2 separate regions of the Homo sapiens genome follow, and region 2 is linked to region 1. The links are chromatin loops, found by intact Hi-C in ENCODE. Cell type or tissue: HCT116. All regions are shown on one strand. Each heading gives the region's core, and the rest is flanking DNA. Links, peaks and the distances in the headings are about the cores only. Region 1 has its middle 53 kb from the start of A1CF. Region 2 has its middle 50 kb from the start of ASAH2B.

Region 1 (16,523 bases), core at 4,918-12,917:
GGCAGGTAAATTCCTTGAGTCCAGGAGTTCAAGGTCAGCCTGGGCAGCATGGCAAAACCTGTCCCTACAAAAAGTACAAAAAACAAGCCAGGTATGCTGGCAGCTGCCTGTAGTCCCAGCTACTCAGGAGGCTGAGGTGGGAGGATCCCTTGAGCCCGGGAAACAGAGGTTGCAGTGAGCCGAGACCACGCCACTGTACTCCAGCCTTGGCAATAGAGCAAGATCCTGTCTCAAAAATAAATAAATAAATAATAAAATATAAATTAATCATATACAAACTTTTCTGGTTGTGATACATTCATTGTTGAGACTTTCCAGGTAGCATCATCTTTGATAATAAGCAGTATGTTAATTATGTCATTAAAGTAAAAAATGTGGGGGGAAAACTCTATGCATTCATTTGAAGTCAATCATTTATATTTTAAATGGTTTAGATGTGTAATGTAGGAAACTTTTGCATTGAAATAAAGCAAACAAATTATTACAAAGCATTTCAAAAGAAAAAAGATTGTTATCTGAAATTTTGGCTACTTTATTGGTTTTCCATAGCAATTGGCTTGTCTTTGCATTTTACTTTCTCTCTTCTACTAGTGAAGAAGCAAAAATGACAGTCCTTTGAGCTGTTGCTCTATAACAAAGTAACTTAGGGAGGCAGAAAGAGGATGGAGTCAACTTTTATGAGAAAACTGCTTATGTTTTCCTCTGATATAACTTTTCCATTCAGATGTTTTATGACAACTGCAGTCTCTAAGGACTAACTCTACAAAGACTGATATTTTAAAATAAGATTTCCCTTATTACTTAATCATTGCAATCTGACAATAAAACCATCTGCCTATAATGAGCCAACTCTGCAAACTGCTCAAGTCCAAAAAACTGAATGTCTGAAAGAACTCATTGTGTTATCCTGGGGTGCCAAATTTGACTTTCAGACAGAAACTTTGTGTCTGACTTTTCTTATGCCATCAATGGGATAAGACACTTTCCTACTTTTTTTCTCTACTGTGGGCATCTAATTTTTTTTAATCTGGCTTATTTTACATTAAATGATGAAAGAATCATGATCAGAAGCCCTTAGGGCAATATAGGTTTTCGCATGTGCTAAACTGTTGCTGTTCTACAGCCAAAATAGCAATTATTTCTGAGGTTTATTGGGCTGTTATGCTAGGTAGTAGGCTTCATATGCAGTTTACTCTTGAATACACGCAAGAATCTTACAGAGTAGGAAATATTAGTTTCTTTATTTTACAGAAAAGAAAACTGAGGCTTAAAGCCATTGAATAAGCTGCCAAAGTCAGAGTTATTAAGTGGCAATAGTAGGACTCAAATTTAGGTATTTTGAGATCAGAGTCTAACAGCCCCCAACCCTTATTATAAATAAAACATACAAACATACATTACTATAATCAATGAGAACTCTCACTTAGAAGGCCACATAATTAATAAGTTAATGCAACATCAAAAAGAAGACTAATTAATATTTATTTAAACAATATAAAACATTCAAAATATCGGTAATTATGAACTTTTTATTTTCATTTTTAATATAAGAATATTTTGAAAAATAAACAAGAAACTAAACAGATGACTTTCGGTCAGGACTATTTTAAAGGAACCAAATCTTGGGAAGTAGAGCCTGTTATACTAAGTAAGTACTGGGGAAGTTTTGAAACACTTTTGAAAAGGAGAAGTATTTATGCCCAGTTCATTTAGTTTTAAAAGACTCAATTAAAAAAATAAAAATATTCATTTTGTTATTAGTGACAGACTTTCTAAATAAAACATCTGTTTCCTGGGCTGATGCTTCATAACCAGGTTAACAGGCTCCTTGTGTCACACATGGTTATAAAATGACCAAGTGAAGGTCTATCATTGGCCCATCCAGAATGGAACAACAGAGTAAGAAGAAAGTCATGGTCTCTGTGGTGCAGAGCTTCATCAGTTTGATTCTGCTTAAATTTGAGAAACAAAGTGTTTCCAGTCGCTCTTATCTTCAAGTTAGTGATTGGCAATACATTGGAACTTTTGCCAATTTTACGCATAGAATCCAGTATAAAGTTTATAGTTATAGTCATAATGAGCTTCCTGTCTTACGTAACCTAATAATTAAAAGTTGTTCCCAAAATAATTTTCATCAGCCCATTTTATTTTTTCTTCTAGATCATTCTCAAGATGGTTCTCCTCCTAAGGGAAGGTAATTCCTTCTTTTGGGAAGATGGGGATATGAAATATCCACCATGCAAGAAAATATCTGAATTAGTATCACTTGATGCAGAAGAAATTGCTCTGATCCAGTGGCCAACCATACCTCTATTATTCCTCTTTCCCTATATATTCCCTTAGGAATGCCAAGCAACTAACTAGTATTGAGGCTCTAAAGAGATACACCTGAAGGGGGCAAAGACAAGCCCACTTTCCATTTGTACCAAAGCTCTGACCTGGCCAGGCGTGGTGGCTCACGCCTATAATTCTAACATTTTTAGAGGCTGAGGCAGCGGGTCACTTGAGCCCAGGAGTTTGAGACCAGCCTGGGCAGCATAGCAAGACCCAGTCTCTACAAATCTACAAAAATTAGCTGGGTGTGGTGGTGCACGCCTGTAGTCCTAGCTACTCAGGAGGCTGAAGTGGGAGGATCACCTGAGCCTGGGAGGTCGAGCCTACAGTGAGCCATGATCATGCCACTGCACTCTAGCCTGGTGACAGAGTGAGATCCCATTAAAAAAAGAAATCTGACTCAGGGCAGGAGGAAAGACTGATTCAACACAAAATTGTAAGAGAAGAGACTAATAGTCGATTGTGATTGAAAATATAGTAAAACATAAGAGCTAAATCATGAATTTTTAATCAGAAAGACCTAGATTTTCATCCTGGATCTACAACTTAGCCATGGGGTTGCTGATAAATGAAAGAGGAGAGGAGACTATGACCAGTGAACTGAGTCACAGCCTTGCTTTGTATATTTGAGAATATTAATTCTCTTACCTGGTGTGGCAAAGACATGAAGGTGAAAGAAGTCTCAATGGGCATAGGATCATGAAGTCAAGGTGCTCAGGGGATGGAGACTAGGTTCAGAAAAGTCCCTGGGAATGAGAAAAACAATATGCATGTGTTCAAGTCTTCAGGGAAAGGCCAAATAGGAGGATGCTAAACGAGGGCAGGTGACATCAGTGCTAATTTGAAGATGGTGGTTTTAAAAGAGGATGAACCTCTAGCATGGAAATGGATAATAATACTAATATCCAACATATAATTAGCATTTGAAACCTGCCAGAAACAAAGTGCTTTATATGTATCATCATGTTTAAGCTTCACAGTCCTGTAAGGCATATACTCTCCTTATACTCACTGTACTGGTGCAGAAAGGGAGATCCTGAGAGTGGAAGTATTTTGCCCAATGGCACAGAGTTCATAAATGGTGGGACCAGGATTCACACCCAGGCTGACTCCAGAACCTTTGCTTTCACCCACAGCCATACTGATGCCTGCACATAATAAATCCAGGGAAGAATGAGAGAGGCATACTCTAGTCATTGAGGAAGGGGCTTTCTCTCTAATGACAGTAATGAGCTGCCAAGCTTTAGGAAGGATAGGAAGAGATGGGAAGATAAAAATGTAGAGGATAAGAGGAATGTGACAAGATAAAGTTTTTAATTTGTGGGGATTCACAGCTTTCCTCCTTTTCTTTCCTCTGATCTCTGAGGAAAGCAAGGACAAGTCATCAGAGAAGAATTATACTCACTTAAGGGACTTTAATGTGAGCAAAGAAAATGTGGGGCCATCATACAAGAAGAGAGCTTAGATTATATGTTTACTTTTGGGGAAGGTTGATGGAAATTGGGATCAGGAGAGAGGAGAGGGGGAGTAAGCGAGAGTGACCACAAAGTTTACAGCCCAAGCTAAGGCGCTTTTGCAAATGGAAAGAGGTGACATTAATTATTATGATGAACCAACAGGTACAAAGCCCTGGACGTTTGATCACTTTAACCAAAGTCCCCTCTAGTCACCTCTTGGTGCTGCCACTGTCTGTTAAAATTAAGACAGTGAGACCCATCCTGAGGTTAGACATGCTAGAGAATCCAATGGGGAAGAAAGTTTGACAGGAGTTGGTGTGGACAAAGTGCTTCGACCCCACTAAAGAGAAAAAATTGAAATTCCTTTTCAGACCATTTTTTTTAGTTGAGGAAGAACATCTTTATTTATTTTTTATTTGTATAAATGTATGGGCTGTAAGTGCAATTTTGTTACATGCATAGATTGCAAAGTAGTCAAGTCAGAGTTCTTAGAGTATCCATCATCCAAATAAGGCATGTTGTATCCATTAGTAATTTCTCATCATCCAGCCCCATCCCACTCCCTCACACTTCTGAGGCTCCATTTCACTATTTCACTCTCTAAGTTTATGTCAGACCACGATTTTTTTTAATGCAAAACCACTTCAGAGCTGCATTAGTGGGTAATGGTTTATACTTAAAAGAGGAGTTTATACTTAAAAGAATCCACATAATACGTGAGGACATAATCAAAGTGAAGCTGGTAGAGGGCAAGGGGATAAAGTTCATGTGAGAACAAGAATGAAAAGTAAAAGTGCATGGGAGGACCTGAAGAAGGAGGGTGAGGTAACAGTTTAAATTGTAAGAAACAGACTTAGGTTCCCCCGCAGTAAGTTTTCTTATAAAATACATGTGGAAATAAAAATTATGAGATGGATCACTAAGTAGCTTCTGCTTACAAAAACTTATAAATAGCCATGCAGTTTGGCTTTGCATGGAGTGAAATATAAGTCAGATACTAGAAGCTTGTTTACAACTCAACGTAACTCTAGACACTGGGTTGTCTGCTCCCCCTGGGCAGCAGGGACTCCTTCTTTCGTACTCTGCCATGATTGTAACACAGCTACCCTCTGCCTCTGCTCCTTTCTGTAAGTCACTGGCTTCTGCTCTTCCTATCAGGGATGCCCTCCATTTGTGGGTCTGGCATCCAACATCTCCAAGGCAGAGGATCTAATTTGTTCATTCACCCATTATCCAGTAGACAGCCCTGCTGGGAGATTATCTGTGTTGGAAAGCCTCATGTGCTTCTGGTTAGCCTGCAGACTAGCTGTACTTAGTTCAAATGCTTACCCTTCATCCAGTATCTATGATCAAGGTCATGCGATCACAGCAAATAGAATGTGGTTACCCATGATACGGGGACACCACACTCTCCTAGATGTCCTACCACCTCTCCAGATACTCCTTTGTGTAGTCATTAAATGTTGGATATCCTTGAGGTTGAGGCTTAGGCCTTTTTCTCTTTTCCTACTATCTTTCTCCTTATGTAATCTCTACCATGCCCATCACTTCAGTTCACACACATGGGTCAATGATTTCCAAATGTATATCACTTGCCTCAATCTCTCATTTGAATTCCAGAGATGATATCTAATTGCCAACTTGACATTTCCACTTTTATGTCTCCAAGGCATCTCGAATGCAATATATTCTGGACTTAACCTATGCTATTCTGCCTCTAACTTATCTGTGCATCACTGTCCATTTAGTTACAAAAGCCTCAAGGAACCATCCTTGACATATCCTTCTGCCTCAAACCTATTTTCAATCTACCTCCTGGCTCCATCAATCTCACTTTCTCAATGCCTCTAAAATCCATCTACATCTCATGTTCTTTGCAGCCACCACCATATAGTTCGCAGTACCACCATCACTCTCTTGGACCACTACAGGGCCCCTCACATTGTTCCCTGTCATCTACTCTGGCCCCCTTTCAGTTGATTCCCAATACCACAGTCACAGTGAGCTTTACAAAAGAGCTCCTATCAGGTCACCTCCCCACCTTCCCACTTAAAACCCTTCCATGATTTCCTATCACTCTTGGAATTGTGAATAGCATCTTTAATGTGGCTCTGCGTGTCTAGTCTAGCCTCTGTCTATCTCCCTACCTTCGTTCTGCATAATGTTTCTTTGTTCCAATCACATCAGCCTCATTTCAGACCCTTGAGTATGCCAAGAACTTTCCTGCTACAAGTCCTTTTAATGAAATAATCTCTTGCATGAACAGCTAGATGGTGTCTCTTCATCTGGATAACTTCTATCCAATCTTCAGGACTCTGCTTTTCCTGATTCCTGTCCATGTCAGGATCCTTTGCTATACAGTCTCATAGGTCCATATTTCTGTCTTTGAAAGGCTACATTAATGATGTGATTGTTACATTTTTTATGTTTTCTCACATATCCCCACACTCTAATATTCATATTAAGTAAGATCATATCTATTGTTATTTACCATCATATCCCCAGAGCCTGGCACCTAGTAAGTGCTAAAGAATATATTTTGAATGGATAGATGAATGAACAAATCCTTGAGAAACTACCCAGGGCCATTTCCTTTAATACAGGACTATAAGAATGATACACTTTCTCTTTGAAGAGTGTCTTAGTCCACTTGGGCTGCTATAACAAAATATCATAGACTGGGTGACTTTAAAACAATAGATGTTTGTTTCTCATTGTTCTGGAGGCTGGGAAATCTTAGTTTAAGGTGCTAGCAGACGTGGTACCTGGTTCACTGATGGTTATATTCTCGTTGTGTCATCACATGGTAGAAGGGGCAAGTGAACTCTCTGGGGTCTCTTTTTTGAAATCAGTAATCCCATTCATAAAGGCTCCATCTCTCATGACCTAATCACCTCCTAAAATTCCCAGCTCCAAATATCACCACATTTGGAATTAAATTTCAACATATGAATTTGGGGTAGGGGGACACAAACATTCAATCCATAGCAAAAAGTTTTTCAATATGTTTCTCACTCAAATTAGTCTAGATATCTTTTAAGATAAGGTAAAAACAAAAACAAAAAACCTTTAGGTCTTACCCACTAGAACATTACTGTGGTATCAACAAAGTTTGATTCTTATATTCAAAAGTATTATTAACCTGAGGGGGAGTGAAGGGCAGCCTAGGCTTCAACTTGAACAGAAATTTATTTTAAAAAGCATGAGGGAAGCAGTGTAAACAAAAAGGAAGTCAATAATTAGAGACTTTGGTTAGAGGTAGACCTTTTAGTTGTAATTTTAAGGGCTTCTGTGTAGGGAAGACAATAGCAGAGAAGAGATTTTAAAATTTTCAGTCCTAACCGGAGGTTGGAAGTACAATATGTTGTGTACAGCATTTTCCAATACCAAAGACAATAAACTAAGCAGGTTATATAGTGAAAATATGTGAATTTAGGAAGATTTAAATATGTTAATATATGACAAATTTATAATTGGCTGACAAAAATAAACACATTATAACTATAACTTTTGTTACAGTATTTTACTCTATAAAGAACACATATGTCTCTTACTCAGAGCCAAATTCTTTTACAGTCTTGATATGGTATGTAAGCACAGCATCAAAAACAAAAAGCACCAAAGAAAAGATTAATAGCGTTGATGCTCTAAAAATGTCAAACTTCTGCAAGTCACACCCAAATGCACACAAGTGAAACAACAGAAATATTATTAGCAAGGAAAAGAAAACTACACACTGATCAAAAATTGGCAACACATAAAACATGAAGAGTCAGTGTCTCAAATATAAAATAACCTTTTAACAATCTATTGAAAAAGACAAACATCCTAAAGGAGTAGTCACCAGATCATACAAGCATATGTTTCAACAAGAAAGAAATATAAGTGGTAAAAGAAAAAAAATGTGTAACCTCACTAATAATTTTTAGCCTGCAAAATAAAACAACGCAATATTAATTGTTGAAGCCTCATACTGAAAAACACTCAAAAAAATAAAAATACCCAATGTTGGCAAAAATGTTGAGAAAACGGGATTCTCAAGTACTTTAGGCAGTAATAGAAATAAATTGATTTAATAATTTTGGTGGACAATCTGACAATAGAGGTCAGATGGCCATCTTCACATTGTGTACTTGCATGGTGTAAATGGCAAGTGAACTCTTTGGGGTCACTTTTATAAGATAAGGTAAGTCAAATCTAAATACGTATAACACTTTACCTAGAAATTTAATCTGAGGAAATAATTGGAAAAGTATAGAGTATTAAGAATAAGGATGCTAATTTCAGCAATGTTATAATAGCAAAAATTCTAAAACAACCTGAAGTTACAATGATAAATTGGCTAAATAAATAATTATGATAAATATATTCTTTTTTTTTTTTTTTTTTTATTGAGACAGGGTCTCACTCTCTTACCCAGGCTGGGGCTCGAGTGCAGTGGCACAGTCATAGCTCAACTGCAGCCTTGACCTCCCAGGCTCAAGTGATCCTCCCATGTCAGCCTCCTGAGTAATTAGGACTATGATTTTGTAGAGACAGGGTCTTGCACTTTCTTGCTATTACAAGTGTGAGCCACTGCTCCTGGCCATGATAAATATATTCTATGTAAAACACTGCAACTATAACTATTTTTGTGATACTTTACATATAGTGACATGAAAAATGTCTTTCATTTATTTGATAGAATGCATTTTACAAAATGGCATTTTCCAAATATCTATCTATATTTCTCTATAAATATGCATATTATAAAATGGCATTTTCCAAACATCTTTCTATATCTATGTATCTATAAATGTTTACATATGCATCAAGGAGTCTCGAAATCTCAAGAAAATTTATCAAAAGGTTAACAGTGGATATTTCTGGTTAATGAGGTTATAAGTCATTTTCCACTTTTATTTATTTCTATATTTAAGGTTTGTTTTGACAAGCATTATTACTCTTATAACTTAGAAAAGGGGAGTGTAATATATACTCAGTTAATAGTTTTTAAAAGTGTGAAGATAAGTCATGCTTGTTCCTATAGCAAGCTATATTTTGTTACTTCAGTTGTTTATTTTTGCCAAGGCAGAAAATTTCCATGCTTTGGAGTGGACTTTCTCTTCCAAGAATAGTATGATAACTCTACCATGCCATCTAGTGTTCAGCACTTGGGATGTCTTGAGAAAGGTTTGCAACCGAAAAGATTAAGTACCATTCCAATTCACAATTCCATACGCAATTTGAGCAAAACAAATACATCTTTTTTAAAAGGTCACAGAGATTCATTATAAGTGTATATCTAGATCAAAGCCCAGGTTGCAAACTCTAACAGCAACTATGTCCTTTCAGTTCAGTAGTAATTGAAGAAATCACAAAAATATCCAAAGCCTAAGTGATTAGATACTAATTTAAACTGATAAGTGGGAAGGGGAAATCTCTGCCCACATCCTCATCATACACAACACCCACACAGACACACACCCACACACCTCTACTACTACCGTCACCGTCATCACCTACAAAAGTTGAGAATCAACCAATTTTTTAAAAAAGATTACAAAACCAAAGATTCCATTTGAAGACATATCCAGAGCCTACTTTTGCTGAAGGGTTGAAAAACACAAAAGGTAGACAGCAGATTTATTTCCTCCTGTCTTATCTTCACAGTTTGGTACACAAACAAAGTTGATGTTTTGTTGATAGCTTGGTTCTAGGTTCATCTGGGAATAACTTAATCAGTACAACTAAAGTAGAGTCATAAATCAGTCATACAAAAATATTTATTTATACCAATATACCAGGCTTTTTTAGGTGTTAGGAAACTACTTGAGGTGTCAGGAAAAAGATAGTTTAAAAAGATAAAATCTCTGCTGTCAGGAATCTTATAGAGTAATGTTAATTTTATAAACTTAAGAAAACTTTTCCAATTTGAAACCATGTATTAAGTTCCCTACAAATGTTCCTACCATGTGAGTGGTAATTTGATTTCTGTGATTTTATCCTAAATAAATAACACAAGCAACTTATTTCAGCAATATATTATAGTTGTAAATTGTAAACAACCTAAATGACCAACATTAGAAGGTTGATTAAGAAATGAAAAAATATTCAAGAAATGGAATAATATGTAGTTATCTAAAATGATTTATCAAAGATGTTGAATAGATTTTACAAATATCCATAATCTCAAATGAAAGAAGAATAAGATGATGATATGCAAAAGATCAGCAATTCTTCTGCAGACAAGGTAATAATGAATGATTCAACCTGGCAGAATTTCAGTGACTGTCATCAACACTGGGCATGGCAAAGTCCCAAGGCAAGGATAGATAGTGGAGCTATTCATGATTCACAAGATTCTCTAAAGCAAGTCACTAATGCTGTGACAGACACATAGACAAACAAGTTCCTTCATACTCTTTAGGGTGAAAGTTGGTACAGACTAAGTGTAACTGCACCTTATCAAACCTTCATCACTCAGAATGAGGCAGAACTAGATAAGTTTGAAGAATGTGACAGTACTTCATGTTAATAGCTGCCTGGAAACCAAATACTGGGGCAACAATACACCTCCCTCCCAATACCATTTTTCTGAATATTTTGATATACTGGGCTACTGGTATGGTTTGGCTCTGTGTCCCCACCCAAATCTCACCTTGAATTGTACTAATCCCAATAGGTCAAGGTGGGACCAGGTGGAGGTAATTGAATCATAGGAGCAGTTTCTCCCATGCTGTTCTGGTGATAATGAGTGATTCTCATGAGATACGATAGTTTTATAAACCTATGGTATTTCCCCTGTTTGCACTCTTTCTTTCTCCTGCTGTCCTGTGAAGAGGTGCCTTCTGCCATGATTGTAAATTTTCTGAGGCTCCCCCTAGCTATGCAGAACGGTGAGTCAATTAAACCTCTTTTCTTTGTAAACTACCGAGTCTTGGGTATTTCTTCACAGCAGCATGAGAACGAACCAATCCAGTGGCCAAGAAAATCTTGTTTCCTATCCTATAAAATGGAATAATTGTGATAACTGCCTAGCCATATGCAGAAGACTGAAACTAAACCCCTTCCTTATACCATATCTAAAAATTGACTTAAGATGGATTAGAGACTTAAATGTAAAACAGAAAACTATAAAAACCCTGGAAGATAACAGAGGAAATACTATCCTGGACATAGGCCTTGGCAAAGATTTCATGATGAAGAAATCAAAAGCAACTGCAACAAAAACAAAAATTGGCAAATTGGAACCAATTAAACTGAAGAGCTTCTTCACAGCAAAAGAAACTATCAACAGAGTAAACAGACAACCTACAAAATGGGAGAAAATATTTGCAAACTATGCATCTAACAAAGATCTAATATCCAGGATCTTTAAGGAACTTAAACAAATTAACAAGCAAAAAACAAACAACCACATTTAAAAAGTTGGCACAGGACATGAACAGACACTTTTCAAAAGAAGACATACAAATGGACAACAAGCATATAAGAAAATGCCCAACATTACTAATCATTACAGAAATGGAAATAAAATCCATAATGAGATACCATCTCACACCAGTCAGATGGCTATTATTAAAAAGTAAAAAAAACAAACAAACAGATGCTGGCAAGGTTGTGGAGAAAAGAGAACACTTATACACTGCTGGTGGGAATGTAAATTAGTTCAGCCATTATGGAAATCAGTTTGGTGATTTCTCAAATAACTTAAAACAGAATTACCATTTGATCCAGCAATCCCATTATTGGGTATATACCCAAAGGAATATAAATCAGTAGACTAGATAAGGAAAATGTGATACACACACACACACAAAATACACACCATGGTATATACCCAAAAAAATATAAATCGGTAGATAGGATAAGGAAAATGTGATACAGACACACACACACACACACACACACACACACACACACACACTACACACCATGGAATACTACACAGCCATAAAAAGAATAAGATCATGTCCTTTGCAGCAACATGGATGGAGTTGGAGGCCATTGTCCTAAGCAAACTAACACAGAAGAAAAAAGTCACATGTTTTCACTTATAAGTGGGAGCAAAACATTGAGTACACATGAACACAAAGAAGGTAAGAACAGACATTGGGGGCTACTTGAAGCTGGAAGGTGAGAGGAGGGAAAGGATTGAAAAACTACCTATCAGGTGCCTATTAACTGCATGATGAAAAAATCTGTACACCAAAACCCTGTGATATACAATTTACATATATAATAAACCTGCACATGTACCCCTGAACCTAAAATAAAAGTTAAAAATAAAATAAAATGGAGCATTTAACCAGGAGTTTTATAATGCCTCTTTCAGCTTCAATAGTCTATTGTATTGGCACTTTTGTGCCTATGTTGGTTAAAGTTATATGTGTCCTTATAAAAGAACTGGGGAATGATCCATCTGTGATGGAACCAATTATCACAGAATTTAAACTGGCAATCAGTAGGGACATTGATCTAAACCAGGAAATACAAAAAGTTTGTCTTCCTAGCAAAAATCCTTTTGTTTGTTCTTTCTACATCCTCTTAGTAACTCAGCTTATCCACAACTTCAGCCTCACCAAACCCGCCTCAGTGGAAATAATATATCCATCCACAGCATTCATTCACTTAAAATACATATTGAACATGTTCTGTGTATCAGTCACTATGCTGGTGACAGAATGGGAATGAAAAATGCTCATAGGTAATACCCTTCTTGAGAGGACAGTCCACAGGGGGCATGGTGAATATTAATTTAGTAAACAAATAAAAGTAAATATGAAAACATGATGAGAAGGCAAGAGACAGGAAAACATGCTGGAGCAGGTGATAAAGCGTTTAGTAAAAGCTGATGGTTGAGTAGGTATTAACTAGGGGAAATCGGTGGGAAAAGTAGCCCAGCCAGAGACAGCAGCAGTTTGGAAATCCCTGATATAGGAAGAGGCTAGTACATTTGAGGAACTGGAAAGGGCCAGAGAAGAGTGAAAGGAGCCTCTGATGAGAGACAGAGGGGGCCGGAACATAGGGCCAGGCTCAAAGTTGTGGTCATTACCCCAAGAGTCAGAAGCTCCAGTGTCCACAGGGAGTTTTGCTTCTGCTTCTGGTTTCTCCCTCACTTTATGACAAACATACTGTTTTAACACTCACAGTCTGGATTGTCTTTTCCTCCCTTGTAAAAGGAAAATGTTGAATTAAATGAGCACTAAGGTTTATTCAAGTCATGAATGTGTACCTTTTACACACTCTGCATTTTGCTTATACTTAAGTTGTGAGAATATGATGAAGATTCCCAAGGATTTATTGTGATCATGAAGCCATTTGCTCTGGTAAAAACTGTCTTTTGAGGGGCTTGAGATATTTGTGAACTGCAAAGTAAGTATTCATGATCATCTTACAAAGCAAACTGATCCGCAATAGTGTGTATCAATCACTTTAGCTATTATTGTTTGTTTCCTTAGTATGGAACACAACGTAGTCAAATGCAGGACACGTTTCAGCCACACCACCAATAAACTCTGAGGTCCCTTACAGTAAAGCCAATTTGGAATGATGTTAAGGCTATTCAAGTATTTTCTGTTCCTTTTTTTCTAGTCACAGCCTCTACCTTAGCAAAACAGGCTCTAAGAAACAGAGATCATTCTTTAAAATCCTATGCTATTTAGTGTTATGTACCCTGAAACTTAGATGTTTAATCTTGCTTTGGTTCTAACTCCAATCTAACACAGTCTTTTTGTATGGGTTTGAAGAGGGCTCAGTCTTGTTTTCCTCAGTCTTGTTTTCCTCTCAGTGTATTTCTGAATTCACCTTCTAGTGTTTTACTATTGTCATGAATGTCAGGAATGGGAAAGCCTGAGTATTAAATGACAGCTAAGAAGAAAGTAATTAAACATCTTTACAAAGCCAATTGAACATACATAATAGTACTTATCATCTGCTTAGTTTTAAGACATTCTTGCCACCAAATTCAACTGTATCCTTTCAGAATGTTACAAGTGACAGAAACGTGTTATATGTAGACAATGGATTGGCTTCGGTAAAATAACACTAAATTTCTTTCTTCCTGCACAGTGAGATTTTTATATTTCAAAGAAGAAGTTATGATTTAAGACTTGAAATTGAGGCAAAACAATTTTCTCAGATTTTTCAATTTTTTCTAAGTGTCTGCTTCAACTCTTACCTACTGCTTTTACTTGGCAGAGGAGAAGGGCTGTTTCCTCTGTGTAAAGAATCTGGAATTTAAAGTTCAGAAAGTGGTGACTTTTTCAGATGTCATAAAAGGCAGATACATGTTGAACGGAATGAAAATGTCCTTTCAGAAAAAAGCCTGAATGATGTTGCAAATACGTGAGAAAGGCTTTAAACATGAAGAGGAGACAATAGAACATTTTGGCTGTTGTGCTCTAAACTGTTATAATTCTTTACCTCTAGTGTGTGCGTGCATGCGTGTGTGTGTGTTTGATATCTGTGGCCTTACAGGAGAGGGTGGGGAAAAGCAGCAGGTGGCAGACTAGTGGGATAGCAAACACCAGCAGGCTGGCCATGATGGTGTTTCTACAGGAAGGAACTACATAGTGAAGGTTACGGATTCTCGAGTTAGCCAGCCAGCTCTATCATCCACTTGTCTGAGTTACTAAGGCTATAGCCATTTTAAATAAATATCTCTGTGCCTCAGACTCTTCCCCCAGGAATTAGATTTAACAGTACTTGCCTTCTAGGATTGTTGTGAGGTTGAAATGAGATAATTCATGTGGAATGCTCAGAAGAGTGTCTGCACATTATCTTATATTATAGCAATGCCACATATGACCCCAGCTATTGCATGTCATGAATAATAAATTTTAACAGTGATCACCACCACATATGAGAGATTAAATTAGGCTGTTCATCATGAAGTATATCAGTATATAAGTGAAATAAGCGGTGTCAAATATAAATCACAGATCAATGAGAAACTCTTTGGGTGATCTTTATGCTTCCAGGGAGATAACATCTTACATTTTAATGTAGAATAATGACTGTGTAGTCAAAAATTCAATATTTCATGATGAAAGTTTCTAATAATCAAAAGATATATTACTCTGCTATAATAACTTGTAACCTACTGAGATATTAGCTTTATAAACACTTTCATTTAACTTTCATGCCTTAAACATATTGTGAGTCTGATTGATCCTGTAAAGTTGGCCTCTTTTCTGGAATACTTATCTCAGATAATTTCACCTAAGCAAACTGCTACCATATTAAGAAAATGTTTTCAAAACTTCAGCATTTCAACAATGTGGGCACTCCTTTAAGAGAAAAGTCTAATATGTATTATTCCTTTAAATTATCTCTTAACTATGTCAGAAGAAAAATAAAGTTCTTATTTTAGAATTGGGTGATTGATGTGAGCATTAAAGTCTAGCAATTTAATAGTTCCTGGTCTAAGCTGAAGAGTCCATAATATATAATTCATTAACCTAGGTCTGCCATACAGATTTATAGATAGTGAAAACAACCTGAGATAGGAAGTTGGTAAGTATTCAAATCATGTCTGGTGTCATAGCATGTTGGATATTTTGGAGATTAATTGTCCTTTAAAATCCAGGAACTTCCTTGGATACCTAGTGCCAGTGTAAAAAAAAAATCTAAATTGAAGCATTAGAAGGAAAGTGTAGAGATAATGTAAGTACTACTTTTTAAAAAGTTCAGTAGTCTAAAAGTAAGTTAATTAGTGTTAAATGAATTGAAATAGTTTCGAAAAATTTGTAACAAAAATGGTTTTAACTCCTGTTAATATTATTTCTTCAACAATATGAAATTAAGGATACATTTTGATATTTCTTACTACTAAGACTAAATGTTGGTATTTCTTACTACTAAGACTGACAAATATTTACCCATATTTATGACTCTGCCCATCAACTATCATCTGATTTTGAACTTTAAAAAAGTTACTATAATGAAACTGAAAAATAACTAATTTCCAGAAGAAAGAGGGACCTGAATTGTAGAGTATTTTCTGTTGCTGCTGCTGCTGCTGCTACTGCTACTACTTTTTGAGAATAAAGTTTTTAAAAAGTACTCATTCCCGTATGTTTTTAGAGGGATTGATTTTAAAAAATCACTTGCTATACCCATCAAAAAGAAAACACTAAATAGAAAAATAGTAGATGAAAAATATGAACAGGAAATTCACAAGAAAATAAATACAATCAACATGTTAACCAATTTTAGCCTCATTCACAATTACGGAGACATAATTCTAAAACTCTCTTGGTATACACACATGTAGATATTTCACTTGTATCCTACTCAGGATATGGAGAACCAGGTACTGTGATACGCTACAGGTAAGAATCTAAGATTAGTGAAGGCACGTTGGAGGACAAATTCTTGGATCTGGTCATTCCACTGCTAGAAATTTCCTTTCAGAGATTTCTACAAAATTATGCCAAGCTATCTATGTATAAGAATATTTACTGAAGCATTGCATTGCTAGGAAAATAACTAAATCCAACCTGAAAGCTCTTTAAGAAGGAGCTGGTTATATGAATAAAAGTCCATCCATCCAACGTATTATGACACAGTCTTGCATTGAGTGTCCCTGGGAAAAACGGTCTTTTGTGGAATCTGAGCCACATTAAACAAATGCCTAGTTTATAACAAGACTATCTGCTTTTGAACAATAGGCCACTCCCTAAATTAGTTAAAACCTGCAGGTCTTTAGAAAGATGAAATTCAGTTGAAATTAAATTATAATGTAGT
Region 2 (16,523 bases), core at 5,578-13,577, 150 kb after region 1:
AAAAGACACCTCAAAAGGCCAACTTAGGTTCTACTATAGTGATGTTATTTGCAAGAGTAATTGGGGGAGTTGCAAATTTTGTGACCTACAGAATAATGGCTGGTTATCCTTTAGTGGACACCTTAGAAGAATTCAGGCTCTACACCCTCCTAATCTGGTAGTCTTTCATGAGCTTTACAAAGGCAGTTAGTTTGAGGGAAGGACCATTATTTAAACTATAAACTAAATGTCTCTCAAAGTTAGCTTGGCCAAGCCCAGGAGTAATTAAGGGCAGCTTGGAGCTTAAAGGCAAGATGGGGTTTGGTTACAACAGATCGCTTTCACTGTCAAAATTTTCTCAATGTTGTAATTTTTGCAAAGGCAATTTCAGCACTTTTACCCTGCCTTTACCAACTAAAAGGAAACAGCCAATTTACCTTAGAGTTTCTCGAAGTATTGTCACCCATTGAAAGTGTAACTGTGTAGGGAGGATCCCATTGGCCCCACTTCCTGATATTCACACAATCGTATTATCTCCTTCCTTTGTGTGCATAGTGGACCTAGTAACTCCATTCTAATGAACAGAAGATGGCAAAAGTGATCAGATATCACTTCCAAGGTTATGTTATAAAAGATTATGATTTCCACCTTGCTGGTTGTTCTTGCCTGTTCACTGTGATGAAGCTGGCTGCCATATTGTAAGCTGGGCTGTGTAAAGAGTCACATGGCAAGGAACTGAAGGTAGCCTGCAGCCAACAGTCCGTGGGGAACTGAGTCCTGCTATCAACCACATGATTGCTCTTGGAAGTGGGTCACTCCTCAGCAGAGCTTTGAGAGGACTGCAGCCCTGGCTAATACATTGAGTGGACTTTATGATAAACTTCAAAGCAGATGACCAAGCCAGCTGCACCTGGCTCCTGCCCCACAGAAACAGTGATAATAAATGTTATTTTAATCTGTTAAGCTTCAGGATAATTTTTTGTGAAGGAACTAATAACCAATATAACAGTGAAAAGCTACAAACTTACAATGAATGTGAATGTGTTTATCACCTGAGAGTCACAGCAATCGATGACTAATATAACAGTGAGAAGTTATAAAGTTACAGGAAATTCATATGTGTTTATACCTGAGAGTCACTGAAGCTGTTGTGCAAAATCAGAGAAACCAACTCAGGTTTTGAGTTTATGGATAACTGTTGCTGATGTCAATATCCAGAAGCATATGCCCAATGTTGGAGAGGATAAGAAGTTAAAGAAATGCTATGTATCTGATACAAAGTAGGTGTTTAAAAATGCTGGTTGAGTGGGAAGAAAAAAGGGAGAAAGGAACAGATGAAAGAGAGTATGGGATAGAGTGGAGGAAAATGAGAGGAAGGAAGAAAGAGAGAAAGGGAGGAAATTGAAGCAAAAGAAAAATGGAGGGGAGAGGAGAAGAGAGAGGAGAATCTGGATTTCCGAGAACTAGGAATGATATTAAGTAACAGCAAGTGGGTGGTATCTTTGACTCCCATATTTCAAGCAATTCTGAGTAAAATTTCCTTTTGATGAGCAATGTCATGATATGAACAACTTTAGATCCAAAAAAGTTGCACTAAGAAAAAAAAAATCCTCTAAGTCTGAACATTCACAAGGACCCCTGATATAGTTTCCATGAAAAGAGTGAACTCTGAAGCAAGAGTCCAGAATTCTGGCCCCAGTTCTGCCACTGTTTTATAAATACCTGATTCAGACTCTCAGACTCTATAGCAGAGACTATCAATTGAAACATGTGACTAACAGTGGTGGGCAGACTGTATTCGTCTGTTTTCACACTGCTGATAAAGACATACCTGAGACTGGGAAGAAAAAGAAGTTTAATTGGACTTACAGTTCCACATGGCTGGGGAGGCTTTAGAATCACGGTGGGAGGTGAAAGGCACTTCTTACATGGCAGCGGCAAGAGAAAATGAGGAAGAAGCAAAAGCGGAAATCCCTGATAAACCCATCAGAGCTCATGAGACTTCTTAACTATCACAATAATAGCATGGAAAAGACCAGCCCCCATGATTCAATTACCTATCCCTGGGTCCCTCCCACAACATGTGGGAATTCTGGGAGATACAATTCAAGTTAAGATTTGGATGGGGACACAACCAAACCATATCATTCTGCCCCTGGCCCCTCCAAATCCCATGGCCTCACATTTCAAAACCAACCATGCCTTCCCAACAGTCCCCCAAAGTCTTAACTCATTTCAACTTAACCCAAAAGTCCACAGTCCAAAGTCTCATCTGAAACAAGGCAAGTCCCTTCCACCTATGAGCTTATAAAATCGAAAGCAAGCTAGTTACTTCCTAGATACAATGGGAGTACAGGTATTGGTTAAATACAGCTGTTCCAAATGGGAGAAATTGGCCAAAACAAAGGGGTTACAGGGCCCATGCAAGTCCAAAATCCAGTGGGGCAGTCAAATTTTAAAACTCCAAAATGATCTCCCTTGACTCTAGGTCTCACATCCAGGTCATGCTGATGCAAGAGGTCGGTTCCCATGGTCTTGAACAGCTCCACCCCTGTGTCTTTGCAGGGTACAGCCTCTCTCCCAGCTGCTTCCACAGGCTGGCCTTAAGTGTCTGTGGCTTTTTCAGGCACACGGTGCAAGCTGTCAGTGGATCTACCATTCTGGGATCTGGAGAACAGTGGCCCTCTTCTCACAGCTCCACTAGGCAGTGCCCCAGTAGGGACTCTGTGTGGGGACTCTGACCCCACATTTCCCTTTCACACTGCCCTAGCAGAGGTTCTCCCTGAGGGCCCCACCTCTGCATCAAACTTTTGCCTGAACATGCAGGCATTTCCACACATCTTCTGAAATCTAGGCAGAGGTTCCCAAACCTCAATTCTTGACTTCTGTGCATCTGCAGGCTCAACACCACGTGGAAGCTGCTACGGTTTGAGGCTTGCACCTTCTGAAGCCAGAGCCCGAGTTGTATGTTGGCCGCTCTCGGCCTTGGCTAGAGTGGCTGGGACACAAGGAATGAGAATAGCATGGGAAAGACCAGCTCCCATGATTCAATTACCTCCCCCTGGGTCCTTCCCACAACACATGGGAATTCTGGGAGATACAATTCAAGTTGAGATTTGGGCCAGGACACAGCCAAACCATATCACAGACCAATATTGTTTCAGTAGCACACAGTCAACATATTACTACCACAAGGCCTACTTCCTTGCCACTTGCCAAATTTTCTATCCCCTCTGTATGCTCCTAACAATAATAAAATATGATAAAACACCCCAGGGAAAGCAAATATCTGGCACATGGGCAGACAGTCTCCTCTCCCATACCCTTGGCAGACATTGAGGAATGACTCATTGATCTCCTATTGGTCTAAGTCACAGCCTCAGAATCCTTTTCAGCATAGGGCTCCAGGTAGTCATTACCAATCAATCAGCATACCAATGAATGATACCACTGTAAATTTCCACTTTCCTCATCATTACATATTCAAAAAACTGAAGGTATCATTAACAAAACCACTTAATAAACAGTTTATTTTAAAAAGTGAAACCTTTCCACAACCAATACTTGAAATGTTGATCTATGGAATTAACTACAGATTTCTTAGCTTACATGGCTATATAAATATTTTCTATAGTAACTTTCTTCTATTCTCACTGTATTCTTCCCCTTTCTTAGCAGGTACAACTGTCTATCATTGCTTCAGTAAAAGTGTCTGGCTAAACATCAAACAGAGATTTCCTGCAAGGTTTTCTAGCTGTGGTTTTTCAAAAGCTTTAGGGACTGGAAGAATTTGTAGGGTATTTGAAGAAACTGAAAGGGTGGCAGAAAGTGACAAAGGCAGAGACAAACTATCATAGAAAAGCAAAGGGAGAAATGCATATCCTCATCCACAAAATATCATGGGGATGGGAAGAGAGAGAAGGTAGAGACCTCAAGAACCAAGAACATAGGGAATTCAGTTCCAACTTCCAAGCAGCACCCTCCAGAAGTAACAAAATCTCAAAGAATGGCTGCAGAACAAGTTCAAGCAGCCTTGACTATATATCCATGCCTCAAACATGGCAAGGGCTTCTCTAAGGGAATGAAAGGCACTGTAGAGACAGAGACATTGGCCTTCTCATAAATCGTCTCTATGACCCAATGATGAAGACCAAACTCTCCCTTTCCGTGGCTATATTCTGGCACTATACAGGATACTAAGGATTGCGGCAGAGTCTCAGGAATGGGAAGATGAGTCTTAGCAAGTTTTTATTTTTACCTGTCCGATAAGATGGGAGCTCAGTGAAAAATCAAGTTGAGTTGCAGAAAAATAAAGCAATGTTTTCTTTATGTTGTGTTTATGGGCTGAGACTTGCTACTCTAACACTCAAGGTCCACCTCAACATGACTCCCATTGGGCTTTTTAATCCCATGCTACCTTGCAGAGCAGCATGAGCACTGGCTTGGGAGTACTCACTATTTGATCTTGGAAAATCACTTAAACTCCCTGATTTTGTTTCTTCATCAGTTAAAGAGAAATCATAATGTCTCCCTCACAGGGTTACTGTGAGGATTCATTGAAATTATGTACATTAAAATACCTATCACAGTGCCTGACATGGTAAGCATCATATAAATAACAGTCATCATTATCACAAAAATTTGCAAATGTAGCCTAGTAGGGTTTTCACAGAAATTTTCAGGTTCATTTCTCTATGGAACAAGTAAAAATTAAAATTTCAGACTGGAAAGAAAGAAGTAACACTGTCTTTATTTAAATACAACATAATAGTCCAAATAGAAAATTCAGTGGACTCTACAATAAAGCTACTTGTATCTTATTTCTTCTTTAAGAAATAAGAATAAATTTGCTCTTAAAGAAGAAACAAAATATAAGTAGCTTTATTGTCATATTATTTATTTGTCCTATTATTTATTATCATTTGTTTGTTTATTTGTCCTATTTTTTCTTAATAAAGAACCAATAAGTGAGTTTAGCAAGGTTTCAGGGTATAAGATTAATCTACAAAAATCAATTGTATTTCTATATACTAGCAACAAACTACCCAAAGTTGAAATTTAAAAAGCAATACAACTTGCAATACCATCAAAAAATATGAAATAGGGATAAATATTTTAAAAAGATATAAAAGACTTGTGCAATGAAAACTATAAATATTACTGAGAGTAATTAAAGAAAACCCAAATAAATGGAGAGATACACCATGTTCATGGGTCAGAAGACCCAATGTTGCCAAAATGTGAATTCTCCCCAATCATAGTTTCAGTGCAACCCCAGTCAAAATTCCAGCAGATTTATTTAGAAGTTGGCAAGATGATTGCAAAATTTATATGAAAATGCATATAGGACTTGCTAACACAACTTTGAAAAGAAGAACAAAGTTTGAAGTCTTGTACTACCTGACTTCCAGAATTATTTTATAGCTAAAGTAACTAAGACATTGCAATATTAGTGTCAGGATATTAAAGCAGATCCATGGAACAAAATAGAATCCAAAGATATATATATATATATATAAATGGCCAGCTGATTTTTGACAGATGTGTAAAGTTAATTCAGTGGAGAAAACATAGTTGTTTCAACAAAGGGTGATGAAAGCAATTGAATATCTATTGGTAAAACAAAGTTTGATTCATATCTCACACCATACAGCAAAACTAACTCAAAATGCATCCTAGAAAAACATTTAAAACTTAAAACAATAAAACATCTAGAAGAAAACATAGGAAAAATATTGTTACCCTAAGATACGCAAATATTTCTTAGATATAACACCAAAAGCATGATGTATAAAAAACCAAATTGATAACTTGAACTCTATCAAAATTTAAAACTTCTGGTCTTTAAAAGAGAATGAAACAAGCCACAGACTAGGAGAAAATCTTTGCAAAGAATATATCTTATAAAGGCTGTGTATCTAGGAGATATAGAGCTCTCAACATTCAACACTAAGAGCAAAAGCCTCATTTTTAAAAATGGACAGAGATTTGAATTGACATTTCACCAAAGAAGATATATGGAGGACAAAATTACCTAAAAAGATGTTCAACGTCATTAGTCATTAGAGAAATGCAAATTAAAATCACACTCACATATCCTTATACATGTATTGGACTAGCTAAAATTAAATAGACTTGCCATAAGAAATGTTGGCAAGGTTGTAGAAGAATTGGAAGTCTTATACACTGCTCTTGGGAATGTAAAATGATACAGTGAATTTTGAGACAATTTGGCAGTGCCTTAGAAAATTAAAGGTACACTCACTGTATGATCCAGCCATTCCACTCCTGTATATTTACCCAAGATAAATGAAAGCATATTTCCATATAAAAACTTATGTATGAATGTTCCTATCAGCTTTCTCTGTAATAACCAAAATCTATCCATACAATGGAACAGGACTCATCAAGAAAAAAGAAATAAACTATTGATATGCTACAACATGGGTGAAATGGAAAATAATTATATTGGGTGAAAGAACCCAAACATAAAATAGCACATATTGTATTAATTCATTTTAAACAATTCTGGAAAATGGAAACTACCCTATAGTGACAGAAAGCAAGTCTGAGTTTTCCTGAGTTTGGAGCTGAGAAAGGTGGGGAGATTACAAAGAAACACCAGGAAGCATCTGTGGGTGACTGATATGTTCACTATCTTGAATGTGTTGACATTTTCACAGGTGCATACGTATGTCAAAGTTTATCAAATTGTGTAATTTAAATGTATACTATGTATTATATATCAATTGCTCTTCAATAACACTGGTTTTTAAAAGAGTTTAACATATTCCTATCATATAATCCAGCCATTCCATTCCTAGGTATTGATCCAAGAGAAACAAAAGCATGTATTCATATAAAGACCTGTGCATGAATGTTCATAGTGGCATTATTTGTAACAGCCAATAACTGGAATAAAACCCAAACATTCACCAACGGATGAATGAAGGAATAAACAAATTGTGGCACATTCATTCAATGGAATGCTACTCAGCAACTAAAAAGTAAACATGCTGCAACATGGATGAATGTTAAAATAAGTATGTTGTATACAACAGAAGCCAAACAAAGGAGAGTAGATACTGCATGATTCCATTTATATTATATTCTAGAATATGCAAGTGAATGTAGAGTGAGACAACACAGGTTGTGGTTGTTTGGGGAGAGGGGCAAAGCAGCACTGGGAAACTTTCCAGGGTGATAGATTTGTTCATCATCTTGACTGTGATGATGGTTTTGTGAGAATAGACATGTCAAAACTTATCAAATGTTATAATTTAATTTCTGTAATTTATTTGTGCAATTTATTGCATGTCAATAATACCTCAATAGAAAAACAAAAAACAAAATGAGCATAAAGTAGCAAAAGCAGTAAATACTTTCTGGGTATAAGAAAGCACTGGCTCAGCTAAATTGCTGTCTACCCTTCAGCAAGTCCTCTATCACCTCCAGACCCCCACTTCTGATTCTGTCATGTGAAAATCAGCTTGATGCTCTTTCATACTTGTTCCACTTCTAATAGGCTATGCTACCATTTTTAATCATTGACATCAAGGTTCTTCAAAAGACTTTAAAGAGCTTGCCTGTGAGCTTCCTTAAGAACCTTCAAAATTCATTAACTGAAGAGACATGGCTCCCCGTCCACATCTCTGGGTCCCCAGGGAAGGAACCACATGCTTCCCAACTTGTGCAGGATCTCAGAACAAGTGCCCCAGGTAGCAAAGTGTTTTATAAGGAGACCTGACTCACTCTTTTCTTGGTAGCTCCTATAGGTCTGCAATTCTGCCACCAACATCCCACAAATAACCTACAATTTTAGTGAGAATACAACCAGGGAGAGTTTAATTTGAAAGACGATGATCCTTCCTGCCTTTCCAAAGGCAGTGGGTATAGTTGAAGGCAATATTAGCCTATATATTCCATCTAACTGTTATGAAAATTTAAACTTCTATGTTTAAGAGTGTGTACCCACTATGCATGTGTATGGTTACATTATAACTTATTAGTACTCAGAGTGAGCTCTCTTTGCTTGCTTTTTCTAACAAGAGCTGGGATAAATCATAACCCTTGACTTGTTTTACTGATTTCCTGTTAGAGGCTGTGGACTTTATTGTTAGCCTAATGTTTCTCTGCTAAGTGCCTTGGGACTCATAATCCAACCACAGTCCCATCCCTGAATCAAAATCATGAGATAAAATATTCATGAGATAAAACACCCAATCAAATGTCAGTGTGAAGGCCAGAATATTTTATGGCTTGTCACTAGACAGAGCTTAGGAGAGAGGCAGAACCAGATAATGATTCATACCATCTGCTTCTGCATAGTAGAAATTTCCTAAAGGTACATAATTTTGATGTGGCTCTAAAGTGCCTGGCTCAATGCCAAGGACCAACTGGGGAGTTCAGTGACCTGAGTTCTAGGTCCAGATTTACAACCAATTTAACCTGTGTTTTGGTCAAACCATGTAAGCTGCCTGGGTGGTCAGGCTCCTCCTTTGTAAAAGGACATAAAGGACTCCTACACTCCCTTCCCTTAAGGAACTAGTTGGGTGACCCAAATGAGTGAAGCACACCTGTAAGACTCCAGGGAGTAGGACACAGTTGTCTCAACTCTGATCATTCTGAAGAGTGCACCCTTTGCCTTGATGCATCCAAGTACAATGAATACTGAGAAAAATAAAATGTGTGCAAAATAAAACTTGCCTATAACCACAGTTTTTAAACTCTGGCCTCGAAGATTGCCAAAGTCTATTCTATTCCTAAAAACCTAAGACTGTCCAAGCCAAAGTGCACTGGATAGTATGTGTACAGTAGCTTAGATCAAGTATGACATCCAGTGGCCTATTTGGCTAATGACACCTAGAGACTTTGAAGGAATCTGGGGAATTCTGATCTCTTTGGCATTTAATCTTGCAGAAAAAATTTCAATTGAAGAAAGGGAACTGGAACTAACCAGTACTCTCCCCTGGGTTGCAGGAACTGTAAGAGGAATTTTTGCCATTTATTCTACCCACACCTCACAGTAACTATGCAACCAATATTATTAACTATCAAAATGGACAAGAAAACAGAAAGAGACATAGAGATGAACTAACTTGCTTAACTATCTTACCAACCTTGCAAATAAGAATTTCTGAATACCATCTGACTCCTGAAAACATGCTGCACCCATCATTCCAAGACTTCAGAGAACATGTTTCCAAGTTTCTATTTTACAAATGTGGAAATTAACCTGAGGAAGGATAAGTGATACCCAAAACATAGCTACTTAAGGACACAGATGAGGCTGGAACCCAAGGCTTGCAGAAGATCTACCAATTAATTATGAGATCCAATATATCACAGAAAAGTCTTTACCTCCAAACAAGGCCCATAAAACACAGACTATGCGGAGGAGGAGCCAAGATGGCCAAATAGGAACAGCTCCAGTCTACAGCTCCCAGAGTAAGCGACGCAGAAGATGGGTGATTTCTGCATTTCCAACTGAGGTACCGGGTTCATCTCACTGGGGAATGTCGGAAAGTGGTTGCAGGATAGTGGGTGCAGCGCACCAAGCGTGAGCCAAAGCAGGGCGAGGCATCACCTCACCTGGGAAGCGCAAGGGGTCAGGGAATTCCCTATCCTAGTCAAAGAAAGGGGTGACAGACAGCACCTGGAAAATCGTATCACTCCCACCCTAATACCGTGCTTTTCCAACAGTCTTAGCAAACAGCACACCAGGAGATAATATCCCGTGCCTGGCTCAGAGGGTCCTACACCCATGGAGCCTCACTTACTGCTAGTACAGCAGTCTGAGATCAAACTGCAAGGCAGCAGTGAGGCTGGGGGAGGGGCGCCCGCCACTGCCCAGGCTTGAGTAGGTAAACAAAGCTGCCAGGAAGCTTGAACAGGGTGGAGCCCACCACAGCTCAAGGAGGCCTACCTGCCTCTGTAGACTCCACCTTTGGGGGCAGGGCATGGCCAAACAAAAGGCAGCAGAAACCTCTGCAGACTTAAATGTCCCTGTCTGACAGCTTTGAAGGGAGCAGCAGTTCTCCCAGTATGCAGCTGGAGATCTGAGAACGGACAGGCTGCCTCCTCAAGCGGGTCCCTGACCCCTGAGTAGCCTAACTGGGAGGCACCCCTCAGTAGGGGCAGAATGACACCTCACACGGCCGGGTACTCCTCTGGGACAAAACATCCACAGGAATGATCAGGCAGCAACATTTGCTGTTCAACAATATCCGCTGTTCGGCAGCCTCTGCTGCTGACACCCAGGCAAACACGGTCTGGAGTGGACCTCTAGCAAACTCCAACAGACCTGCAGCTGAGGGTCCTGTTAGAAGGAAAACTAACAAACAGAAAGGACATCCACACCAAAACCCCATCTGTATGTCACCATCATCAAAGACCAAAGATAGACAAAACCACAAAGATGGGGAAAAAACAGAGCAGAAAAACTGGAAACTCTAAAAATCAGAGCACCTCTGATTTTTAAAAGGAACACAGCTCCTCACCAGCAACGGAACAAAGCAGGACGGAGAATGACTTCGACGAGTTGAGAGAAGAAAGCTTCAGACAATCAAGCTACTCCGAGCTAAAGGAGGAAGTTTGAACCCATGGCAAAGAAGTTAAAAACCTTGAAAAAAAATTAGACAAATGGCTAACTAGAATAACCAATGCAGAGAAGTCCTTAAAGGACCCGATGGAGCTGAAAACCACGGCACGAGAACGATGTGATGAATGCACAAGCCTCAGTAGCTGATTCGATCAACTGGAAGAATGGGTATCAGCGATGGAAGATCAAATGAATGAAATGAAGTGAGAAGAGAAGTTTAGAGAAAAATGAATAAAAAGAAATGAATAAAGTCTCCAAGAAATATGGGACTATGTGAAAAGACCAAATCTATGTCTGATTGGTGTACCTGAAAGTGACGGGGAGAATGGAACCAAGTTGGAAAACACTCTGCAGGATATTATCCAGGAGAACTTCCCCAATCTAGCAAGGCAGGCCAACATTCAAATTCAGGAAATACAGAGAACGCCACAGAGATACTCCTCGAGAAGAGGAACTCCAAGACACGTAATTGTCAGATTCACCAAAGTTGAAATGAAGGAAAAAATGTTAATGGCAGCCAGAGAGAAAGGTCCAGTTACGCACAAAGGGAAGCCCATCAGACCAACAGCAGATCTCTCGGCAGAAACTCTACAAGCCAGAAGAGAGTGGGGGCCAATATTCAACATTCTTAAAGAATTTTCAACCCAGAATTTCATATCCAGCCAAACTAACCTTCATAAGTGAAGGAGAAATAAAATACTTTACAGACAAGCAAATGCTGAGAGATTTTGTCACCACCAGGCCTGCACTAAAAGAGCTCCTGAAGGAAGCACTAAACATGGAAAGGAACAACCAGTACCAGCCACTGCAAAAACATGCCAAATTGTAAAGACCATCCAGGCTAGGAAGAAACTGCATCAACTAATGAGCAAAATAACCAGCTAACATCATAATGACAGGATCAAATTCACACATAACAATATTAACCTTAAACGTAAATGGGATAAATGCTCCAATTAAAGGATACAGACTGGCAAATTGGATAAAGAGTCAAGACCCATCAGTGTGCTGTATTCAGGAAACCCATCTCACATGCAGAGACACACATAGGCTCAAAATAAAGGGATGGAGGAAGATCTACCAAGCAAATGGAAAACAAAAAAAGGCAGGGGTTGCAATCCTAGTCTCTGATAAAACAGACTTTGAACCAACAAAGATCGAAAGAGACAAAGAAGGCCATTACATAATGGTAAAGGGATCAATTCAACAAGACGAGCTAACTACCCTAAATATATATGCACCCAATACAGGAGCATCCAGATTCATAAAGCAAGTCCTTAGAGACCTACAAAGAGACTTTGACTCCCACACAATAATAACGGGAGACATTAACACCCCACTGTCAACATTAGACAGATCAACGAGACAGAAAGTTAACAAGGATATCCAGGAATTGAACTCAGCTCTGCACCAAGTGGACCTAACAGACATCTACAGAACTCTCCACCCCAAAGCAACAGAATATACATTCTTTTCAGCACCACACCACACCTATTCCAAAATTGACCACATAGTTGGAAGTAAAGCACTCCTCAGCAAATGTGAAAGAACAGAAATTATAACAAACTGTCTCTCAGACCACAGTGCAATCAAACTAGAACTCAGGATTAAGAAACTCACTCAAAACTGCTCAACTACATGGAAACTGAACAACCTGCTCCTGAATGACTACTGGGTACATAACGAAATGAAGGCAGAAATAAAGATGTTCTTTGAAACCAACAAGAACAAAAACAACATACCAGAATCTCTGGGACACATTCAAAGCAGTGTGTAGAGGGAAATTTATAGCACTAAATGCCCACAAGAGAAAGCAGGAAAGATCTAAAATTGACACCCTAACATCACAATTAAAAGAACTAGAGAAGCAAGAGCAAACACATTCAAAAGCTAGCAGAAGGCAAGAAATAATTAAGATCAGAGCAGAACTGAAGGAAATAGAGACACAAAAAACCCTTCAAAAGAATCAGTGAATCCAGGAGCTGGTTTTTTGAAAAGATCAACAAAATTGATAGACCACTAGCAGGACTAATAAAGAAGAAAAGAGAGAAGAATCAAATAGAAACAATGAAAAATGATAAAGAGGATATCACCACCGATCCCACAGAAATACTACCATCAGAGAATACTATAAACAACTCTATGCAAATAAACTAGAAAATCTAGAAGAAATGGATAAATTCCTCGACACATACACCCTCCCAGGACTAAACCAGGAAGAACTTGAATCTCTGAATAGACCAATAACAGGCTCTGAAATTGAGGTAAAAATTAATAGCTAACCAACCAAAAAAAGTCCAGGACCAGATGGATTCACAGCGGAATTCTATCAGAGGTAGAAGGAGGAGCTGGTACCATTCCTTCTGAAACTACTCCAATCAATAGAAAAAGAGGGAATCCTCCCTAATTCATTTTATGAGGCCAGCATCATCCTGATACCAAAGCCTGGCAGAGACACAACAAAAAAAGACAATTTCAGACCAATATCCCTGATGAACATCGATGCAAAAATCCTCAATAAAATACTAGCAAACCAAATCCAGCAGCACATCAAAAAGCTTATCCACCATGGTCAAGTGGGCTTCATCCCTAGGATGCAAGGCTGGTTCAACATATACAAATCAATAAACGTAATCCAGCATATAAACAGAACCAAAGACAAAAACCACATGATTATCTCAATAGATGCAGAAAAGGCCTTTGACAAAATTCAACAACGCTTCATGCTAAAAACTCTCAATAAATTATGTATTGATGGGATGTATCTCAAAATAGTAAGAGCTATCTATGACAAACCCACAGCCAATATCATGATGAATGGGCAAAAACTGGAAGAATTCCCTTTGAAAACTGGCAGAAGAAAGGGATGCCCTCTCTCACCACTCCTATTCAACATAGTGTTGGAAGTTCTGGCCAGGGCAATCAGGCAGGAGAAGGAAATAAAGGGTATTCAATTAGGAAAAGAGGAAGTCAAATTGTCCCTGTTTGCAGATGACATGATTGTATATCCAGAAAACCCCATCATCTCAGCTCAAAATCTCCTTAAGCTGATAGGCAACTTCAGCAAAGTCTCAGGATACAAAATCAATGTGCAAAAATCACAAGCACTCTTATACGCCAATAACAGACAGAGAGCCAAATCAGGAGTGAACTCCCATTCACAATTACTTCAAAGAGAATAAAATACCTAGGAATCCAACTGGCAAGGGACATGAAGGACCTTTTCAAGGAGAACTACAAACCACTGCTCAATGAAATAAAAGGGGATACAAACAAATAGAAGAACATTCCATGCTCATGGGTAGGAAGAATCAATATTGTGAAAACGGCCATACTGCCCAAGGTAATTTATAGATTCAATGTCATCCCCATCAAGCTACCAATGACTTTCTTCACAGAATTGGAAAAAACTACTTTAAAGTTCATATGGTACCAAAAAGAGCCTGCATTGCCAAGTCAATCCTAAGCCAAAAGAACAAAGCTGGAGGCATCACACTATCTGACTTCAAACTATACTACAAGGCTACAGTAACCAAAACAGCATGGTACTGGTACCAAAACAGAGATATAGACCAATGGAACAGAACAGAGCCCTCAGAAATAATGCCACTTGTTTACAACTATCTGATCTTTGACAAACCTGACAAAAACAAGAAATGGGGAAAGGATTCCCTATTTAATAAATGGTGCTGGGAAAACTGGCTAGCCATATGGAGAAAGCTGAAACTGGATCCCTTCCTTACACCTTATACAAAAATTAATTCAAGATGGATTAAAGACTTAAATATTAGACCTAAAACCATAAAAACCCTAGAAGAAAACCTAGGCAACACCATTCAGGACATAGGCATGGGCAAGGACTTCATGTCTGAAACACCAAAATCAATGGCAACAAAAGCCAAAATTGATAAATGGGATCTAATTAAACTAAAGAGCTTCTGCACAGCAAAAGAAACTACCATCAGAGTGAACAGGCAACCTACAGAATGGAAGAAAATTTTTGCAGTCTACTCATCTGACAAAGGGCTATTATCTAGAATCTACAATGAACTCAAACAAATTTACAAGAAAAAAAAAACAACCCCATCAAAAGTGGGTGAAGGATATGAACAGACACTTCTCAAAAGAAGACATTTATGCGGCCAAAAGACACATGAAAAAATGCTCATCATCACTGGCCATCAGAGAAACGCAAATCAAAACCACAATGAGATACTATCTCACACCAGTTAAAATGGTGATCATTAAAAAGTCAGGAAACAACAGGTGCTGGAGAGGATGTGGAGAAATAGGAACAGTTTTACACTGTTGGTGGGACTGTAAACTAGTTCAACCATTGTGGAAGTCAGTGTGGCGATTCTTCAGGGATCTAGAACTAGAAATACCATTTGACCCAGCCATCCCATTACTGGGTATATACCCAAAGGATTATAAATCATGCTGCTATAAAGACACATGCACACATATGTTTATTGCAGCACTATTCACAATAGCAAAGACTTGGAACCAACCCAAATGTCCAACAGTGATAGACTGGATTAAGAAAATGTGGCACATATACACCATGGAATACTATGCAGCCATAAAAATTATGAGTTCACATCCTTTGTAGGGACATGGATGAAACTGGAAACCATCATTCTCAGCAAACTATCGCAAGGACAAAAAAACAAACACCGCATGTTCTCACTCATAGGTGGTAATTGAACAATGAGAACACATGGACACAGGAAGGGGAACATCACACATCGGGTCTGTTTTGGGGTGGGGGATGGGGGAGGGATAGCATTAGGAGATATACCTAACGTAAATGACAAGTTAATGGGTGCAGCACACCAACATGGCACATGTATACATATGTAACAAACCTGCACGTTGTGCACATGTACCCTAAAACTCGAAGTATTAAACACACACACACACACACACAAAGACTATGCTCACAAAGACCCTTTGCCTTACTTCAGAAAAAGAGGTAGAGCTACTATTAAGCCCCTACCCTGACAATTGGGAAACTAGAAATGAGCCTATTATAAAGAATTGGCAGCAGAAAAGGGACTAAAGAAGAATTAATAATTTTAAAAAAATCTCTTGAATGTGTGTAGTGCTATTAGCACTGGGGCAAAAAGCCTGATGCACTTTAAGTTCCAAAGTCTTTGCCCTGTACAACCTTGCATAATAACTAATGTCCACAATGATGACACTGGGCCATTAAGGGAGACTGAATTATTCTTACAGTTCTATATTTAATCAAGTAAGGAAATATGTAATCTAATTTGGAAATCTTTAAGATTCAAAATAATGAGAGTTAACATTTTGTGTGCAGCTAAATATCTTATCTTGAAGACAGACTTTCATTTGCCACATTCTTAAACCCTTGAGTGTGGTCTATAGAAGTAGTCAGAAGTCATCTCCCATCTGGCCCAAAATTCTTCTCCCATTATTCTTTGGTTTATGCCACAAATATAAGTGCACTATTCCCAGATAAGGACTATATTCAATATCCACAGCCAGCCTGTTTTGCCATGACAAAACCTGGTCCCTTTCAGTTCAGTCTCAGAACAGAGTCACGTTCAAGAAGCAGTTTATAAGGAATTCAAATTTTTACTTACATTTCCCAAATGACTGAAAGGAATTCAAATATAAAGTCCGGAGTAACCTTGGTAAAGGTGTCATCTCGCCTTTGTCCACTTCCCTCACGTACTGCATCTTCTCTGGGATTTTCAGTAAATGTTTTTTCTGCTCCCCTACCAATAAGGCTTTTCTTCCACCTGAAATTTCTCCCCAATATCCACCTCCTTTTTTTGTCTCCTTTATCTTCTTAGCCATTCCCATTTGTCAAAAGTTAACTCCTACTTTAGAGTTTAATTCAAATACAATAAAATCTCCTTTTAAAGGAATTCTTCAATCCTATCACTGAAACTGAATTCCTTCTCCTACTACA

Evidence for each region. Hi-C counts contacts between places; a loop is a spot of excess contacts. Peaks named below come from ENCODE experiments on the same cell type or tissue, not always from the same donor. Only the 100,000 strongest peaks of a DNase experiment are listed, where the experiment ranks them.
Region 2: it touches region 1 in a loop (2.5-fold over the local background); 7 of 110 quality-filtered maps call a loop at or near these places.

Annotation. Positions count from the first base shown.
Region 1 is chr10:50,930,134-50,946,656 of GRCh38, reverse strand. No RefSeq gene overlaps it. Among named protein-coding and RNA genes, the nearest start is that of A1CF, 53 kb to the right of the region's middle. In HCT116, for the core only: a CTCF peak has its summit at 8,933 (motif pointing left); a DNase peak (open chromatin) is centred at 8,886.
Region 2 is chr10:50,781,437-50,797,959 of GRCh38, reverse strand. No RefSeq gene overlaps it. Among named protein-coding and RNA genes, the nearest start is that of ASAH2B, 50 kb to the right of the region's middle. In HCT116, for the core only: a CTCF peak has its summit at 8,815; a DNase peak (open chromatin) is centred at 8,799.